2 separate regions of the Homo sapiens genome follow, and region 2 is linked to region 1. Evidence: read pairs that join two places in POLR2A ChIA-PET (ENCODE). Cell type or tissue: HepG2. All regions are shown on one strand. Each heading gives the region's core, and the rest is flanking DNA. Links, peaks and the distances in the headings are about the cores only.

Region 1 (8,320 bases), core at 264-8,263:
ACCCCGCTGGGCACAAGCCTGATGAGAGGGAGGGGCATGCCTGTGACATGGGTGGGGAGTCCAGGGTGGGGACGGGACTGTCACAGAGGAGGAGCATGACGGGGAGACAGTGCCCTGGGAATCTTGGCGGTGGAACTCCGGGGAGGAGCTGGCTGGGGCGGAGGTGATGATCCAGGATGCGGGCCAGCGTAGGGGTCTTGGTGGGCATGCTGGGGTCGGATGGAGCGCAGGAGGGAGAGGAGGGGGGACAGGTGGGTACCTGGGCTGGAGGCGCGGCCTGAGGTGGGCAGGTTCAGGGGGCGTGACTTCATTTAGGGGCAGGGCCTGGGGCTAGGCTGAAGCCGGCAGTGAGGACCCCGCTCTCGGGTGGAATTGGAGGGGACCCGCGGTTGGGCGCGGCAGGGCTCACAGGGACACCCCCGTTCTCCTCCCCAGGGAGAAAGTGCTCGTCGTGCACGGCTTCCCGCCCGCCGTGGCAACCCTTCGGGTAAGGAAGGAGACCAGGCGGCGGCAGGCGGGCAAGGGCTTGGGGTCCGCCCCCCTGCCTGGAGCCGCCCTAACTCCTCCGTATCCTGCCGCTGTTGGAGTGGGCCTGGAACCCCCTCCATAGGCGCGCCTCCTACTCCCGCTGCACCCCGACCTCCGCCGGGACCTCTATGCGCCGCGCCGCACGGGCGATGGCCTTCGGGCCTCCCCGGCCCCAGGGCACCGCGCAGGTCCCTTTGCTGGCACCAAGCCCGAGCCTGAGCCGGACCCGGGGCCCAAGAGGCCTGTGCGCCCTGCGAGCCCTTGAGCTCCAGGGGAGGTCCGCCCCAGGCAGGGCGGCTCATCCCCCAGACCACTTCGGATCCAGCTGTTTGTTGAGGAGCCAGGAAACGCCCTGACACTTTTGCGGCCCTGTCCCCGTCTCTAAGATGGGGATGATAGTATTTCTGGCCATTCCTGAGCACAGCAGGACCTGCCTTTTCCCTTTGACTGGAAGGTTCTTCTCTACACCTATCTTGATAACCTGCCACCTCCACAGGGAGGTCTTCTCTATCTCCCGATTTAAAATTGCAGCTCTGAGAAGCCGGGCATGGTGGCATATGCCTGTAGTCCCAGCTACGGGGGGAGGCTGAGGTGGGAGGATCGCTTGGTCCCAGGAGTTGGAGGCTGCAGTGAGCTCTGATCGCTCCACTGCACTATAGCCTGGGCAAAAGAGCAAGAAACTGTCTCTAAAAATATAAAATAAAATTGCACCTCTTGTGTACTTCCCCGTCTGCTTCTTTACCTGAATACTTACTATCTCACCGGCTAGGTGCTTTATGACTCTCGTTAGTCTCTCCCACCCCAACCTTTGCACTACATTGCCCGAGGGCAGCTCTTGTCACTGCTGTAGAACAAAGTCCTGCACAGAGACGATAGCCAAGAAATAGTTAATAAAATAATGGAAAACGGGTGCCTTCTACTGAGCACCCGCTAATAGTGAGTGAGTAGAGGACTTGCCCTGGGGACATTCAGTGACCTGCTGGGTGTTGCTGAGCTGTGAGGAAGTTCAGGTCTGGCTGCAGTGGTGAGGCTGTGACTCAATCAATCACTGCTGATGCTCCCAGGACCTGCACCAGCTTAGTCCCAGGGGCAAGGATTTTAAACCCCCACCTCCATTTCCTCATCTGTAAGATGCAAATAACAGTCACCTCTGCCTCACGGGATGGAGCTGTGTAATGCCCGGAACAGTGCCTGCTGCATAGAGGGGTTGCTGCCAGCTGCCTCTCCCTCCTTGTCTCTTACCTGCCTGCTGCCTGGGACAGGATGAAGCGGGGCCCTTGTGTTGCCCCAACCCTGGCTGTTGGCTAAGAGCCCACGTGATCTGCCTGTGAGAGGAGTTCCTTCCGGAAGAACCAGGGCAGCTTCTGCCCCTAGAGGGCCAATGCCCTAGCTGAGTGCAGTCCCCCGGCCCCAGCCTGGTCCAGCTTTGGGAAGAGGGTGCCCAGTTGTGCAATCCAGGCCGGGGCAGCCGTGTCCTGATCTTGGTATTCAGGGCTGAGCCTGGAGGGGGCTTGTGATGCCTGACTCTGTCTCTCTCTCTGGCCCCATGCCTTGGTAGCTGTGAGGCGTCACTGCTTTGGGTGACCTGATCTGGCTGTGATGGATGAGCACGGGGGAAATAGTGGAAGACTCGGAATTAGAAGACGTGAGTGGGCTTTGGCCCCAGCCTCCCTACCCCACTCCCTGTCCTGGGCTGCCTGTGACCAACCTTGTTTCTGCAGGCACACTGGATAGCCCTGCTGGAGCTCAGTGTCCCTAATCCCCTCCAGATACTGGTGGCCTAGGGGAGGTCATCAAAGACCGGTGGGACATCGACCTCAGCCCGTTTCCACGCTTTTTTTTGTTTTGTTTTGTTTTTTTGAGACCGAGTTTCACTCTTGTTGCCCAGGCTGGAGTGCAATGGCGTGATCTTGGCTCACCGCAACCTCCGCCTCCCGGGTTCAAGCGATTCTCCTGCCTCAGCCTCCCAAGTAGCTGGGATTACAGGCGTGTGCCACCAGGCTTGACTAATTTTCTATTTTTAGTAGAGACAAGGTTTCTCCATGTTGGTCAGGCTGGTCTCAAACTCCCGACTTCAGGTGGTCTGCCTGCCTCGGCCTCCCAAAGTGCTGGGATTACAGGAGTGAGCCACCGTGCCAGGCCTTCTCCAGGCTCTTGGCACCTTAGCCAGAAACAATTTAAGGACAAGTGCAAAAGTCATGAACGTAGGCAGATTTCCTGCAGAGTAAAGGGACTCACTGAAGAAGAGGAACGTGGGGGTCCTCAAGAGAGTGTCTCATGCCCTACAAGGTGTGGGGCTGACCTTTATGGGCTTCTTCAACTAAAGAGGGGTATATTCATGAAGATTCCAGGAAAAGGTAAAGATTTCTCAAGACCGTGGTGCCACAATTTACACCCAAATACAGGTGTTCCTGGAGCCGTCTTGGCACTGGTGGGTGTACGGTTTCATATGTTACTGATTGTACAGTGAGATCCTAGGTGAAACCTACATCAAATACAGCGCCATGTTGCTTCTGGTTGGTCGCAGCCAGCTTGGTCCTCATCCTATTTTTCAGGGACTTATTGGCCCTTGGCACATGCAGCTATTTCAAGTTTCCTTCTTCTGGTCATGTGAAACTGCTGCCTGGGATTTTCTGTTGTCTTGCTAGCACTCTATTAATCTCACATTCTCGCCTCTTTTCTGTGCCACCCCCTGCTGGTCCGGCTGGTTTTCACTAGAGTGCAATACAAAGTCTCAGTCAAGAGGGCCTCCTGAAGGTTGCTGAGGGCAGGGGTGGAGCTAGTAGCCGGAGGACCTGCCAGTCATGGGGATTCCTCAGGGGCACAGAGGAGGGAGGAGGGGCCTGTGGCCCTAGCAGGGGAGCAGCCTCTCCTCTGCCTGGAAATCCCATGCCTCAGTTTTCCCCGCTTGCCTCTGAGCTCACGCAACCCTGGGAAGGCTTGGGAGACTCACCTTTACTCAGATGGTTGTTTACCTGTCTCGTGCCCAGCTTGACCCTGGACTTTAAATAGTGAGGACAAAGAACGAGGAGGGTGGGGGGATGCACTCCTTCCACGGGGCCCTGTGGCTTCCAAGCCTCAACCTCCTCTGGCCTCTGTCTGTGGAGCCTCCTTCAAACCCATGGAAAGAAAAGTACCTGCCAGGGGCTGTGGTTCTTCTAGGATCTTCTATCGATGTTCTGTGAGGTCCCCAGGGAGCCATGAAGCTGGGGCTGGCTCCCAGGGCAATGGGACTGCAGTGTCCTTGTTCTTTCTTGTTCTATGGATCCATGCTCTGCTCCACCCCTGCCCCTTCACTCTGCCCACACGCATCACTCCAGACTGGCCTTGTGGTCAGAGCCTGGAGTGCATGGGCTGCTGGAGGCCTGTGGGTTGCACTGGGCCAGGACCCCTGGCACCTTCAAGACTGGCCTGGAGCCAGCAGGTAGGTGACCTTTCCAGGGCCTGCCTATCCCATCTTTCTCCTCCAATCCCTCCCCTCTCTTGCCTGGGTCAATTAGAGAAAGCTTGTCTTTTGGAGTTCAGGGGCAGGTCAGGAGCCCAGTGACAGCTCAAAAAAAAAAACCCACAAAAACAAACCCACCATTGGGCCCTTTCCCCTTTCATTCTTCTGTTTTCTACACACCAAACCCAGTCGTGGCTTTGGAGATCACTTTAAGCTTGTCTCCAGCTGGCAAACTAAGGAGGGTAATAGAGAAGCTCCCCCACCCCCAACCCTACCCCTTCCTTCCGGAAGCAAATCTAAGTCCAGCCCCGGCTCCAGATCCCTCCCACACTGACCTAAGAAACCCTCAGCACAGACAACACCCCTGCATTCCCCACACAACACCCACACTCAGCCACTGCGGGCGAGGAGGGCACAAGGCCAGGTTCCCAAGAGCTCAGGTGAGTGACACACCGGAATGGCCCAGGACGCCCTCACCCTGCTCAGCTTGTGGCTCCAACATTCCAGAAGCCGAGGCCTCTGCTATCCCTGCCCTCTCCCCATGGATATCCCATTTCAGACAACCCCGGCCGGCCTGAATCCCCCTCCCTTCCTTTTTTTTTTTTCCGGGGAGGCCAGGTCTTGCTGTCACCGAGGCTGGAGTGCTGTGGGATCCTGGCCACTGCAGCCTTGAATTCCTGGGCTCAAGTGATTCTCCTGCCTCAGTAGCTAGGACTACAGACCCTCACCATCCTGCCTGGATAGTTTTAAAAAATATTTTTAAAAGATTTTTAGAGATGGGGTCTTCCAATGCTGCCCAGATTGGTCTCCAAATTCTGGCCTCAGCCTCCCTAGGGTCTGGGATTACAGGTGGGAGCCACCCTGCCCAGGATCCTCCTTTTGCTGAGTCATCACAGTTTTGCTCATTCCCACATCAGGCTCTGGCCCCCAATACCAGCTCAGTTGCTCAATGGGCTGTTTGTCCTGGAGCCCAGATGGACTGTGGCCGGGCAAGTGGATCACAGGCCTGGCCAGCCTAGGAGTTGCCACATGTGAGGGGCCGAGGGGCTCAAGGAGGGGAACATCGGGGAGAGGAGCCTACTGGGTGGAGGCTGGGGGTCCCAGCAGGAAATGGTGAGACAAAGGGCGCTGGCTGGCAGGAAGACAGCACAGGAAGGTCCTAGAGGTTCCTCAGTGCAGCTGGACTCTCCTGGAGACCTTCACACACCCTGACATCTGGGCCCCGCGCCACGAGGGTGCTTTCACTGGTCTGCACCATGGCCCAGGCCCTGGGATTTTGAACAGCTCCGCAGGTGAATGAAAGGTGAGGCCAGGCTGGGGAACCACCACATTAGAGCCCGACCTGGTTTTCAGCCCCAGCCCCGCCACTGACTGGCCTTGTGAGTGCGGGCAAGTCACTCAGCCTCCCTAGGCCTCAGTGACTTCCCTGAAAGCAAGAATTCCACTTTCTTGCTGTTGTGATGGTGGTAAGGGAACGGGCCTGGCTCTGGCCCCTGACGCAGGAACATGGAGCTGATCCAGGACATCTCTCGCCCGCCACTGGAGTACGTGAAGGGGGTCCCGCTCATCAAGTACTTTGCAGAGGCACTGGGGCCCCTGCAGAGCTTCCAGGCCCGGCCTGATGACCTGCTCATCAGCACCTACCCCAAGTCCGGTAGGTGAGGAGGGCCACCCACCCTCTCCCAGGTGGCAGTCCCCACCTTGGCCAGCGAGGTCATGCTCACCTCAGCCTGCTCACCTCCCATCTCCCTCCCTCTCCAGGCACCACCTGGGTGAGCCAGATTCTGGACATGATCTACCAGGGCGGTGACCTGGAAAAGTGTCACCGAGCTCCCATCTTCATGCGGGTGCCCTTCCTTGAGTTCAAAGTCCCAGGGATTCCCTCAGGTGTGTGTGTCCTGGGTGCAAGGGGAGTGGAGGAAGACAGGGCTGGGGCTTCAGCTCACCAGACCTTCCCTGACCCACTGCTCAGGGATGGAGACTCTGAAAAACACACCAGCCCCACGACTCCTGAAGACACACCTGCCCCTGGCTCTGCTCCCCCAGACTCTGTTGGATCAGAAGGTCAAGGTGAGACTGGGCACAGTGGTTCACACCCGCAATCTCAGTACTTTGGGAGGCTGAGGTGGGAAGATCCCTTGAAGCCAGAAGTTCCAGATAAGTCTCTTCCAAAAAAAAAACTTAGCTGTGCATAGTGGTGTGTGCCTGTAATACCAGCTACTCAGGAGGCTGAGGTGGGAGGATCATCTGAGCCTAGGAGTTTAAGGCTACAGTGAGCTATGATCACACCAGTGCACTCCAGGCTGGGTGACAGAGAAACACTGTCTCAAAAAACGATGAATAGAAAGAGTGTCCCACCAGTGCGGTGGCTCACACCTGTAATTCCAGCACTTGAAGAGGCTGAGGCAGGTGGATCACCTGAGACTAGGAGTTTGAGATCAGCCTGGCCAACATGGCAAAACCCCATCTCTACTAAAAATACAAAAAAATTAGCCGGGCATGGTGGCAGGCATCTGTAATCCCAGCTACTTGGGAGGCTGAAGCAGGAGAATTGCTTGAAGCTGGGAGGCAGAGGTTGTAGTCAGCCGAGACCTCACCATTGCACTGCAGCCTGGGAAACAAGAGCAAAACTCTGTCTCAAAAAAAAAAAAAAAAAAAAAAAAAAAGCGGCAGGTGGCAGGGGGCTGGGCCTGTTGTGGCTCACGCCTGTAATACCAGCACTTTCGGAGGTCGAGGTGGGCAGATCACCCAAGGTTAGGAGTTTGAGATCAGCCTGGCCAACATGGAGAAACCCCGTCTCTACTAAAAATACAAAAATTAGCCAGGCGTTGGGGCAGGCGCCAGTAATCCCAGCTACTCGGGAGGCTGAGGCAGGAGAATAGCTTGCACCTGGGAGGCGGTGGTTGCAGTGAGCCGAGATTGTGCCACTGCACTCCAGCCTGGGAGACACAACGAGACATTGTTTCAAACAAAACAAATAAATATTTTAAAAGGTTTGCCACCTGGGTGGCTCACCGCTGTAATGCCAGCATTTTGGGAGGCCAAGATGGGTGGACCGCTTGAGCTCAGGAGTTCCAGACCAGCCCAGGAAACATGGGGAGACTCCATCTCTATAAAAGATGCAAATAATCAGCAGGGCATGGTGGCATAGCGCTATAGTCCCAGCTACTCAAAAGTCTAAGGTTGGAGGATTGCTTGAGCCTGGGAGGTCAACGTTGCAGTGAGCTATTCTCACTCCAGTGCACTCCAACCTGGGCAACAGGAAAAAAGAAAGCCCAAGGTCTTTTTTCTCTTTTCTCTTTTTTTTGAGACCTAGAGTCCCCCCCCCCAAAAAAAAAAAAAAACCACAACAAAAAGAAAAAAGCAAAGGTCCAGGTGTGGGGCATGTGAATCCAGGGAAGGAGGCCCCGGCTCAGCCCAGCTTTGGTCCTGTTCTTCTGGGAGAGTCGCCTCACTTCCTCCAGACTTGTCTCATCTTCCACGGGGGGGACTGTCTGCCTTTTGCTCTGATGACCAAAAACATGAGACTCTTCCGGGTAGACCTAAGAAAGGTAGAGGGTGGGTCCTCACAGGCCCACAAAATTTGGTGGTGGTGGGAACATGCCTGGTGGAGCATGCCTTGCTCCAGATCGGGGTGTGACGCATTGATGCAGATTATATTACTATAGAATATGATGGTCTCAGGGACCAGGCAGGACTTTGGCTTTTGAGCAGGGTTCAGATCCTGACTTGGCCCTACCTGTGCCGTGAGATCTCAAACAAGTCAGCCTCTAAGCCTCAGCTTCCTCCTTTGCCAAACCAAGAGATGAGCTGGCCTGGGGCAGGCTGTGTGGTGATGGTGCTGGGGTTGAGTCTTCTGCCCCTGCAGGTGGTCTATGTTGCCCGCAACGCAAAGGATGTGGCGGTTTCCTACTACCACTTCTACCACATGGCCAAAGTGTACCCTCACCCTGGGACCTGGGAAAGCTTCCTGGAGAAGTTCATGGCTGGAGAAGGTGGGCTTGATGGGAGGAAGGAAGGTGTGGAGCTAAGGGGTGGTGGCTACAACGCACAGCAACCCTGTGTCGGCACTCCCTGCCCGCTTCTCCAGTGTCCTATGGGTCCTGGTACCAGCACGTGCAAGAGTGGTGGGAGCTGAGCCGCACCCACCCTGTTCTCTACCTCTTCTATGAAGACATGAAGGAGGTGAGACCGCCTTTGATGCTTCCCTCCACGTGACACCTGGGGGCAGGCACTTCACAGGGACCTGCCAAGGCCACCCAGCCACCCTCCCTGGGCGGCCCCTCCAGCAGGCCCGGATTCCCCATCTTGACTCCCTGGCCCAGGCCCCACTGCAGCCCCATGTGG
Region 2 (8,320 bases), core at 117-8,116, 58 kb after region 1:
GACTGAGACAGGAGAATCGCTTGAACCCGGGACACGGAGGTTGCAGTGAGCCGAGATCGTGCCACTGCACTCCAGCCTGGGTGACAGAGCAAGACTCTGTCTCAAAAAAAAGAGAAAAAAAGAAAAAAGAAAAGAAAATTAAAATTAAATTAATTAATTAATTAAAAATAAAAGAATTAGAAAACAAGCTTCACCTCCTCCAGGAAGTGTGCCTTCATCTCCCTATCTCCAGAGAGGTTAGGTGCCCTCCTGGGAGCTCCCAGCCCTCTGCGTTTACTCCAAGCTGATGGCGCTGGGTTGTCATAGGTGTGCCTAGCAACGTCACGAAGGTGTAACTCTAAGCAGGAAGAAAATAAACTTCCTCGTGGCAGATTTTACATGCACCTGGAGGCTTGAGGATGGGAAAATGAAACCATCCCTGTAAACCTCATGCAATTAATCAGAGAACAGAGAGGAGAAATGGAAACAAGCCAGGCTTGCAGCACACCCAGCGCTGATCATGAGGTCAGCTGCCCCCTGATCTGCTTCCTCTTAGTTGTCTGGTGCCTGCTGTTCTAGAATCACGTAGACCTGGTTACAAGATCATAGTTCCCCTTAACTGCACTAGAGATAGCAACTTGAACGTTATGAAACATTAAATGTTACTTTTGAGAAATTCCTTCAGGTCCTGCGTGCCGGTGAAGCGACTGACTCCGCCAGCCTGAAGGACCCCACCAGGAGCTAACTCCCCAAAAATGTCTTTTTCACATCATGATGATTTCATTTCCCTTGCTCTGACCAATGACCCCAATTTTCTAGCCTCTCACCCTCCATAATCCCCTTAAAAGCCCCATCCCAGAATTCCCTGGGGAGATGCATTCGCAGGTCTCCTCCTATCCCCTTGCACAGTGCCCTGTGATCATGAAACTCTCTCTACTGCATCCCTGCTGTCCAGTGTAATAGGGCTGTGACAGGGCAGCAGGCATACAAATCTGCTGTTCCTGTAACAAAAAGCACACCTCTACGTCTAGATGGAGCCACGTCTAGAGCCCTGCAGATCCATGCTAGAGGGGTTCCAGCAGGCTGGAGTACAATGGCGTGATCTCGGCTCACTGCAACCTCTGCCTCCTGGGTTCAAGAGATTCTTCCGCCTCAGCCTCCCGAGTATCTTGAATTACAGGTGCATGCCTCCACGCCCAGCTAATTTTTGTATTTTTAGTAAAGACGGAGTTTCACCATGTTGGCCAAGCTGGTCTTGAACTCCTGACCTGGTGATCCACCCGCCTCGGCCTCCCAAAGTGCTGGGATTACAGGCGTGAACTACCGCGCCTGGCCCTTTTTTTTGTTTTGTTTTGTTTTTTGAGATGGAGTCTCGCTCTGTCGCCCAGGCTGGAGTGCAGTGGCGCGATCTGGGCTCACTGCAAGCTCCGCCTTCCGGGTTCATGCCATTCTCCAGCCTCAGCCTCCCCAGCAGCTGGGACTACAGGTGCCCGCCACCACACCCGGCTAATTTTTGTATTTTTAGTAGAGACGGGGTTTCACCATGTTGGCCAGGCTGGTCTCCAACTCCTGACCTCAGGTGACCCACCCAACCTCGTCGGCCTCCCAAAGTGCTGGGATTACAGGCGTGAGCCACCATGCCCTTCCTCCTTCTCTCATAGGCTTCTTTCTTCCAGCACCTGTAAGATCAAGGCCAGGGAGACCTCCTTCCCTGGCTCCATCTGGGACAATCACAGTGTTTCTGTGGTCCCCTGTGAGGCTACAATTCGCCTCTCAGTTCCTGCATTGCAGAGCAGGTGGAAGCTGAGCAAGCAACACTGATCTTAGCAGAGCCTCATGTATTCAACTAGACATTTACTGAGCTCAGACTGAGTGCCAGGCATTGAGGATACAATATGGCAGGCAAGATTCCTGCCCCGAGAATAATGATAATTAAAATAGCAAGCATTTATTGCACACTGATTATCTTCTAGGCACTGCGCTAAGCATTTTTTTTTTTTTTTGAGACCGGGTCTCACTCTGTCGTCCAGGCTGGAGTGCAGTGGCGCGATCTTAGCTCACCGCAACCTCTGCCTCCTGGGTTCAAGCGATTCTACTGCCTCAGCCTGCTGAGTAGCTGGGATTACAGGCACACACCACCACGCCTAGGTAATTTTTGTATTTTTAGTAGAGACGGGGTTTCACCATTTTAGCTAGGCTGGTCTCGAACTCCTGATCTCGTGATCCACCCACCTCGGCCTCCCAAAGTGCTGGGATTACAGGTGTGAGCTACCGTGCCCGGCCCCAACCTTCTTTTCTTTTTCTTTTTCGAGTGCAGTGGCACGATCATAGCTCACCGCAGCCTCAAACTCCTGACCTCAAGTGATCCTTCCACCTCAGCCTTTCAAAACAGTGGGATTGCAGGTGTGCCTCACCTTATCCAGCCTAGGTGCCATTAATCCCACTGTATAGACGAGTAAACAAACATGCAGACTAAGCTTGTCTAAGAGCACACAGCTAACTAGGGGGCAGAACCAAGCTTTAGACCTGAGAAGCCCTGTTCCAGAGCCTACTCCTTTAACCATTAACTAAACTAAACCAACGGTTGCATGCCAGTGGGGACAAATAATGGTAAAGCAAACAAATAAAAAAGATACTGGCCAGGTGGCTCACGCCTGTAATCCCAGCACTTTGGGAGGCCGAGGCGGGCAGATCACCTGAGGTCAGGAGTTCGAGACCAGCCTGGCCAACGTGGTGAAACCCCGTCTCTACTAAAAATATAAAAATTAGCCGGGCGTGGTGGCACAAGCCTGTAATCCCAGCTACTCAGGAGGCTGAGGCAGGAGAATCACTTGAACCCAGGAGGCGGAGGTTGCAGTGAGCCGAGATCATACCACTGCACTCCAGCCTGGTGACAGAGTGAGACTCTGTCTCAAAACAAAAACAAACAAACCAACAAAAAAAGGATGGAGTCTTGCTCTATTGCCCAAGCTGGCCTTGAACTCCCAGCTTCAAGCAATCCTCCCAGCTTACCCTCCCAGAGCCCTGGAATTACAGGCATGAGCTACCGCACTAGGCCAATCTTTGCTTAATTTAAGATTATTTTCCTCTTTCTCTGATCACCTGGTCTGTTATTATTGGCCCAATCCTGTTTTCATTCAAGTATCCTGTCTTCACTTTCATTTCCTGGGTGTTAAGGAACTCATACATCATCCAAATCTGGGAAAACAAAGGCTAAATTCAATTCCGGCTCAGGCAAGGGAGAAACACAAGCAGAAGTTCAGCTTTTTGTGTTTTTGTTTTTGTTTTCAGACACAGTCTCATTCTGTTGCTGAGGCTGGAGTGCAGTGGCTCGATCTCAGCTCACCACAACCTCTCCCTCCCAGGTTCAAGCGATTCTCCTGCCTCAGCCTCCTGAGTAGCTGGGATTACAGGCACTTGCCACCACACCAGGCTAATTTTTGTATTTTTAGTAGAGATGGGATTTCGCCATGTTGGCCAGGCTGGTCTTGAACTCCTGACCTCAGGTGATCCACCCACTTTGTGGATCTCCCAAAGTGCTGGGACTACAGGCATAAGCCACCACGCTCGGCCTCATTGTGTCTTCTGCCTCAGTACATCCATATTTTGAAATACATATTATTTTATTATAATTTGTTTTTGAGACAGGGTCTCCCTCTGTCACCGGGCACTGTAGCATGTGTCTTTCAAACATTATCTCATTTGATCCTCTCCCCAACTCTAGGAAGAAGATACAATTATTATCATCCTTATTTTACAGAATTGGAAACCAAGGCACAGAGAGGTGAAGGGACTCGCCCAAGGTCACACGGAAAGTGGTGGGTCAGGGGATTGAACTGAGGGCAACTGGCTCCAGACCCTGAACTCTCCAACCCTCTGCCACCCTCCTCCTAGGTGAGGGAGATTACATTACTGGGGACCCTGTTTCAGGATATTAAGGGGTTTTCCAAGATGTTTCTCATAGAAAAAAGAAAAAAAAGGGTGTGGCTCATGCCTGTAATCCCAGCACTTTGGGAGGCCGAGGCAGGCAGATGACTTGAGGTCAGGAGTTCAAGATCAGCCTGTCCAACATGGTGAAACCCCATCTCTACTAAAAATACAAAAATTAGCCAGGCATGGTGGCAGATGTCTATAATCCCAGCTATTCGGGAGGCTGAGCCAGGAGAATTGCTTGAACCTGGGAGGAGGAGGTTGCAGGTTGCAGTGAGCCAAGATCACACCACTGCACTCCAGCCGGGCGACAGAGACTCCATTTCAAAAAAAAAAAAGAAGACAAGCAAGATGTTGAGTGTGACTGGGTGGAAGCCACTGACTTGTCCCTGGCACAAGTGTGCTGATATCCCTTCCCCCTCCTTCCTCACGTCCTGCATCTCAGCGAGAATTGGGGTGCCGGGGTTAGCTGTGTGGCCGTCATCCCAGGCCCAGGTGAAGCCCTCGATCAGGTGAGGCCATGATCCCAACGAGTGTTTTAGCCCAGATCCTGCCTCTTCCCTGCTTTCTGCCGAGAAGCGGGACCTCCTCTATGGAAAATATCCAGCTGGGTGAGCCTGGGAGGGAGGAGGTGAGTTGGGCTGGACTCAGGGACCGACTCTTCCCGTCTCATGACTGTGTTTACTGGGCTGGATTTTGGGAAGGGGCCAGATTGCATCAGACAGGGCCTGATGGGCTGGAGCCAGACTGTGGTCTGAGGAGGAGACACAGCCTTATAAGCTGAGGGAGTGGAGAGGCCCGGGGCCAGGAAAGCAGAGACAGACAAAGCGTTAGGAGAAGAAGAGAGGCAGGGAAGACAAGCCAGGCACGATGGCCACCTTCCCACCAGCAACCAGCGCCCCCCAGCAGCCCCCAGGCCCGGAGGACGAGGACTCCAGCCTGGATGAATCTGACCTCTATAGCCTGGCCCATTCCTACCTCGGTAAGGCCCACTCAGCCATCTCCACGGTCCTTCCTCCTCTCCCGAAATCAGGACCCACCCCTCTTGTTTCCTCTCATTTCCTTTCCTTTCCTCTTCGTTTCTTTCTTTCTTTTTTTTTGAGAGAGTCACTCTGTCACCCAGGCTGGAGTGCAGTAGTGTGATCACAACAACTCAAACAACTCACCGCAGCCTCGAACTCCTGGGCTCAAGTGATCCTCCTGCTTCAGCCTCCTGAGTGGCTGGAACTTCAGGTGTACACCACCTGCAGTGGTGAGATGGGGTCTCACTATGTTTCCCAGGCTGATCCCAAATTCCTGGGCTCAAGCAATTCTCCTGCCTTGGCCTCCCAAAGTGCTGAGATTACAGGAGTGAGCCACCCTGCCCAGCCCACTCACCCTTTTCTAGCCAACCTGTTCCTTGGACCCTCACGTCACCCCTGTCTAATCCCTTATCCCAGGAGTGCTATGTTACTCAGCCTGGGACCTCACACACATCTGGGGTCCCACATTCCACAGAGGGGAAGCAGCAGGCTTCTCCCTGCTCTTCCCATCCCCACAACCCTGAACCCCTGCCTCTCCTCTGACAGGGCCTCTCATCATGCCTATGCCCACTTCACCTCTGACTCCTGCCTTGGTTACAGGAGGTGGAGGCCGGAAAGGTCGCACCAAGAGAGAAGCTGCTGCCAACACCAACCGCCCCAGCCCTGGCGGGCACGAGAGGAAACTGGTGACCAAGCTGCAGAATTCAGAGAGGAAGAAGCGAGGGGCACGGCGCTGAGACAGAGCTGGAGGTAAGGAGTCGGGGGGCCCAGAGAGCTCAAGGTGGTGCTTCTGCCATGAAGGACAGGCCGGAAGGTGTGTGATTGGGTGGGGAGGAGGGATCAGGCAACTGTTGTCTTGATGCAGAATAAAACGAGACATATGTTTGATTGTGAGTTTCCTAGTGGCCAGAGCAAAGTGGGAACACAGAACCTTTCCAATTGAAGGGAAATTTGACTTACAGAGACAGAAATTGAGGATAGAGAGGGTGGGTCCTTCCCTGGAGTCACAAATCAAGTGAGTGGGAGAGGCAGAATTAGAACCCAGATCTCTGTCCCTTTTACCACCTGCTTTTCCTCACCCCCCAGATGAGGCCAGACCATGGACACTACACCCAGCAATAGAGACGGGACTGCGGAGGAAGGAGGACCCAGGACAGGATCCAGGCCGGCTTGCCACACCCCCCACCCCTAGGACTTATTCCCGCTGACTGAGTCTCTGAGGGGCTACCAGGAAAGCGCCTCCAACCCTAGCAAAAGTGCAAGATGGGGAGTGAGAGGCTGGGAATGGAGGGGCAGAGCCAGGAAGATCCCCCAGAAAAGAAAGCTACAGAAGAAACTGGGGCTCCTCCAGGGTGGCAGCAACAATAAATAGACACGCACGGCAGCCACAGCTTGGGTGTGTGTTCATCCTTGTTCTTTGTGTGTTTTTGTTCGGGCATGTGTGTGCTTGCCTGTGCCTGCACATTCATGAGCCTGAGAGAGCATCTTTGATGTGTATTTGTGTTTGGTGTATGTATCTGGGGCAGGGAGTGTTCCTGCTCTTGCAGGGTCTACGCTGTGAATGCAGCTTTTGGTTTGTTTGCTTTTGCTTGCATATATTTTAGTGCATACATTTCTGTGGGCTCCTACGTAGTGGAAAGGAATTTCTTCTGCTTTTTTGCGATACTGCCCATGAAACACGGCCCTCCCCAGCACCTGTTTTTGTTGATTGTGTCCTGTTCATAGACGGGAACGCTACTTATGAGTGCCATCTAAAAGTCAGAGAAAACTGAGATTTAAAATATTAAAAGCCAGGGCCGGGGGCAGTGGCTCACGCCTGTAATCCCAGCACTTTGGGAGGCCGAGGTGGGTGGATCACAAAGTCAGGAGTTCAAGACCAGCCTGACCAACATGGTGAAACCCCATCTCCACTAAAAATACCAAAAATTAGCCAAGCATGGTGGCAGGTGCCTGTAATCCCAGCTGCTCAGGAGGCTGAGGCAGTAGAATCGCTTGAACCCAGGAGGTAGAGGTTGCAGTGAGCCGACATCGTGCCATTGCACTCCAGCCTGGGTGACAGAGGGAGACTCTGTCTCAAAACAAACAAACAAACAAAAACTAAAGTCTGGGAGCAGTGGCTCATGCCTGTAATCACAGCAGTTTAGGAGGCCGAAGTGGGAGGATTACTTGAGCCTAGGAGTTTGAGACCAGCCTGAGCATCATAGTAAGACCCCATCTCTACAATTTTTTTTTTGAGACAGAGTCTCACTCTGTTGCTCAGGTTAGAGTGCAGTGGCACCATCTTGGCTCACTGCAACCTCTGCCTCCCGGGTTCAAGCAATTCTCGTGCCTACGCCCCCTGAGTAGCTGGGATTACAGGTGAGCACCACCACGCCTGGCTAATTTTTGTTTTTTTGTTTTTTTGATACAGAGTCTCACTCTGTTGCTCAGGCTGGAGTGCAGTGGCATGATCGCAGCTCACTGCAACCTCCGCCTCCTGGGTTCAAGCTATTCTCCTGCTTCAGCCTCCTGAGTAGCTGGGACTACAGGCACCTGCCACCATGCCTGGCTAATTTTTGTATTTTTAGTAGAAACAGAGTTTCACCATGTTGGCCAGGATGGTCTCAATCTCTTGACCTCATGATCCACCCACCTTGGCCTCCCAAAGTGCTGGGATTACAGGCGTCAGCCACCACGCCTGGCCAATTTTTGTATTTTTAGTAGAGATGGGGTTTCATCATGTTGGCCAGGCTGGTCTCAAACTCCTGGCCTCAAATGATCTGCCCACCTCAGCCTTCCAGCCTTTGGGAGGCCAAGGAGGGAGGATCGCTTGAGGCCAGGAGTTCGAGACCAGCCTAGGCAACATACCAAGGCCCTGTCTCTACAAAAATTTAAAAATTAGCAAAGCATGGTGGCTCATGCCTGTAGTCCTAGTTGCTCAGAGGCTGAAGTTGGAGGATCCCTTGAACCCAGTTGGAGGCTACAGTAAGCCATGATGGTGCCACTGCACTGCAGCCTGAGCAATAGAGTGAAACCATGTATTGAAAAAGAAAGAAAGAAAGAAAGAGAAAAAGAAGGAAGGAAGGAAAAGAAAGGAAGGAAGAAAGAAAAGAAAGAGAGAAAGGAGAGAAAAAGAAGAAAGAGAGAGAAAGAGAAGAAAGAAAGAAAGAAAGAAAGAAAGAAAGAAAGAAAGAAAGAAAGAAAGGAAGGAAGGAAAGAAAGAAAGAAAGAAGGAAAGAAAGAAAGAAAGAAAGAAAGAAAGAAAGAAAGAAAAGAGCGAGCCCCGGCACAGTGGCTCACACCTGTAATCCCAGCACTTTGGGAGGCCAAGGCAGGCGGATCACCTGAGGTCAGTAGTTCGAGTTCGAGGCAGAAGTTGTGGTGAGCCAAGATCACGCCATTGCACTCCA

The links. Peaks named below come from ENCODE experiments on the same cell type or tissue, not always from the same donor. Only the 100,000 strongest peaks of a DNase experiment are listed, where the experiment ranks them.
Region 2: POLR2A ChIA-PET joins it to region 1 with 11 read pairs; 5 of 35 experiments call an interaction of 5 or more read pairs at or near these places.

The regions. Positions count from the first base shown.
Region 1 is chr16:28,593,090-28,601,409 of GRCh38, reverse strand. It overlaps SULT1A2 (sulfotransferase family 1A member 2), which reads left to right and starts at 4,360. Exons shown (of 8, transcript NM_001054.4): 1 at 4,360-4,413; 2 at 5,476-5,627; 3 at 5,735-5,860; 4 at 5,946-6,043; 5 at 7,842-7,968; 6 at 8,064-8,158. The coding sequence starts at 5,480. RefSeq lists enhancers at 78-592, 1,426-1,959, 1,960-2,494, 4,128-4,422. In HepG2, for the core only: a CTCF peak has its summit at 3,224 (motif pointing left); DNase peaks (open chromatin) are centred at 3,289, 3,889, 4,359 and 4,929; H3K4me3 peaks cover 1,941 bases.
Region 2 is chr16:28,535,367-28,543,686 of GRCh38, reverse strand. It overlaps NUPR1 (nuclear protein 1, transcriptional regulator), which reads left to right and starts at 4,713. Exons shown (of 3, transcript NM_012385.3): 1 at 4,713-4,891; 2 at 5,532-5,681; 3 at 6,018-8,320. The coding sequence starts at 4,780. The coding sequence ends at 5,668. RefSeq lists an enhancer at 4,720-5,919. In HepG2, for the core only: a CTCF peak has its summit at 2,493; DNase peaks (open chromatin) are centred at 2,526, 4,596 and 6,463; H3K4me3 peaks cover 3,446 bases.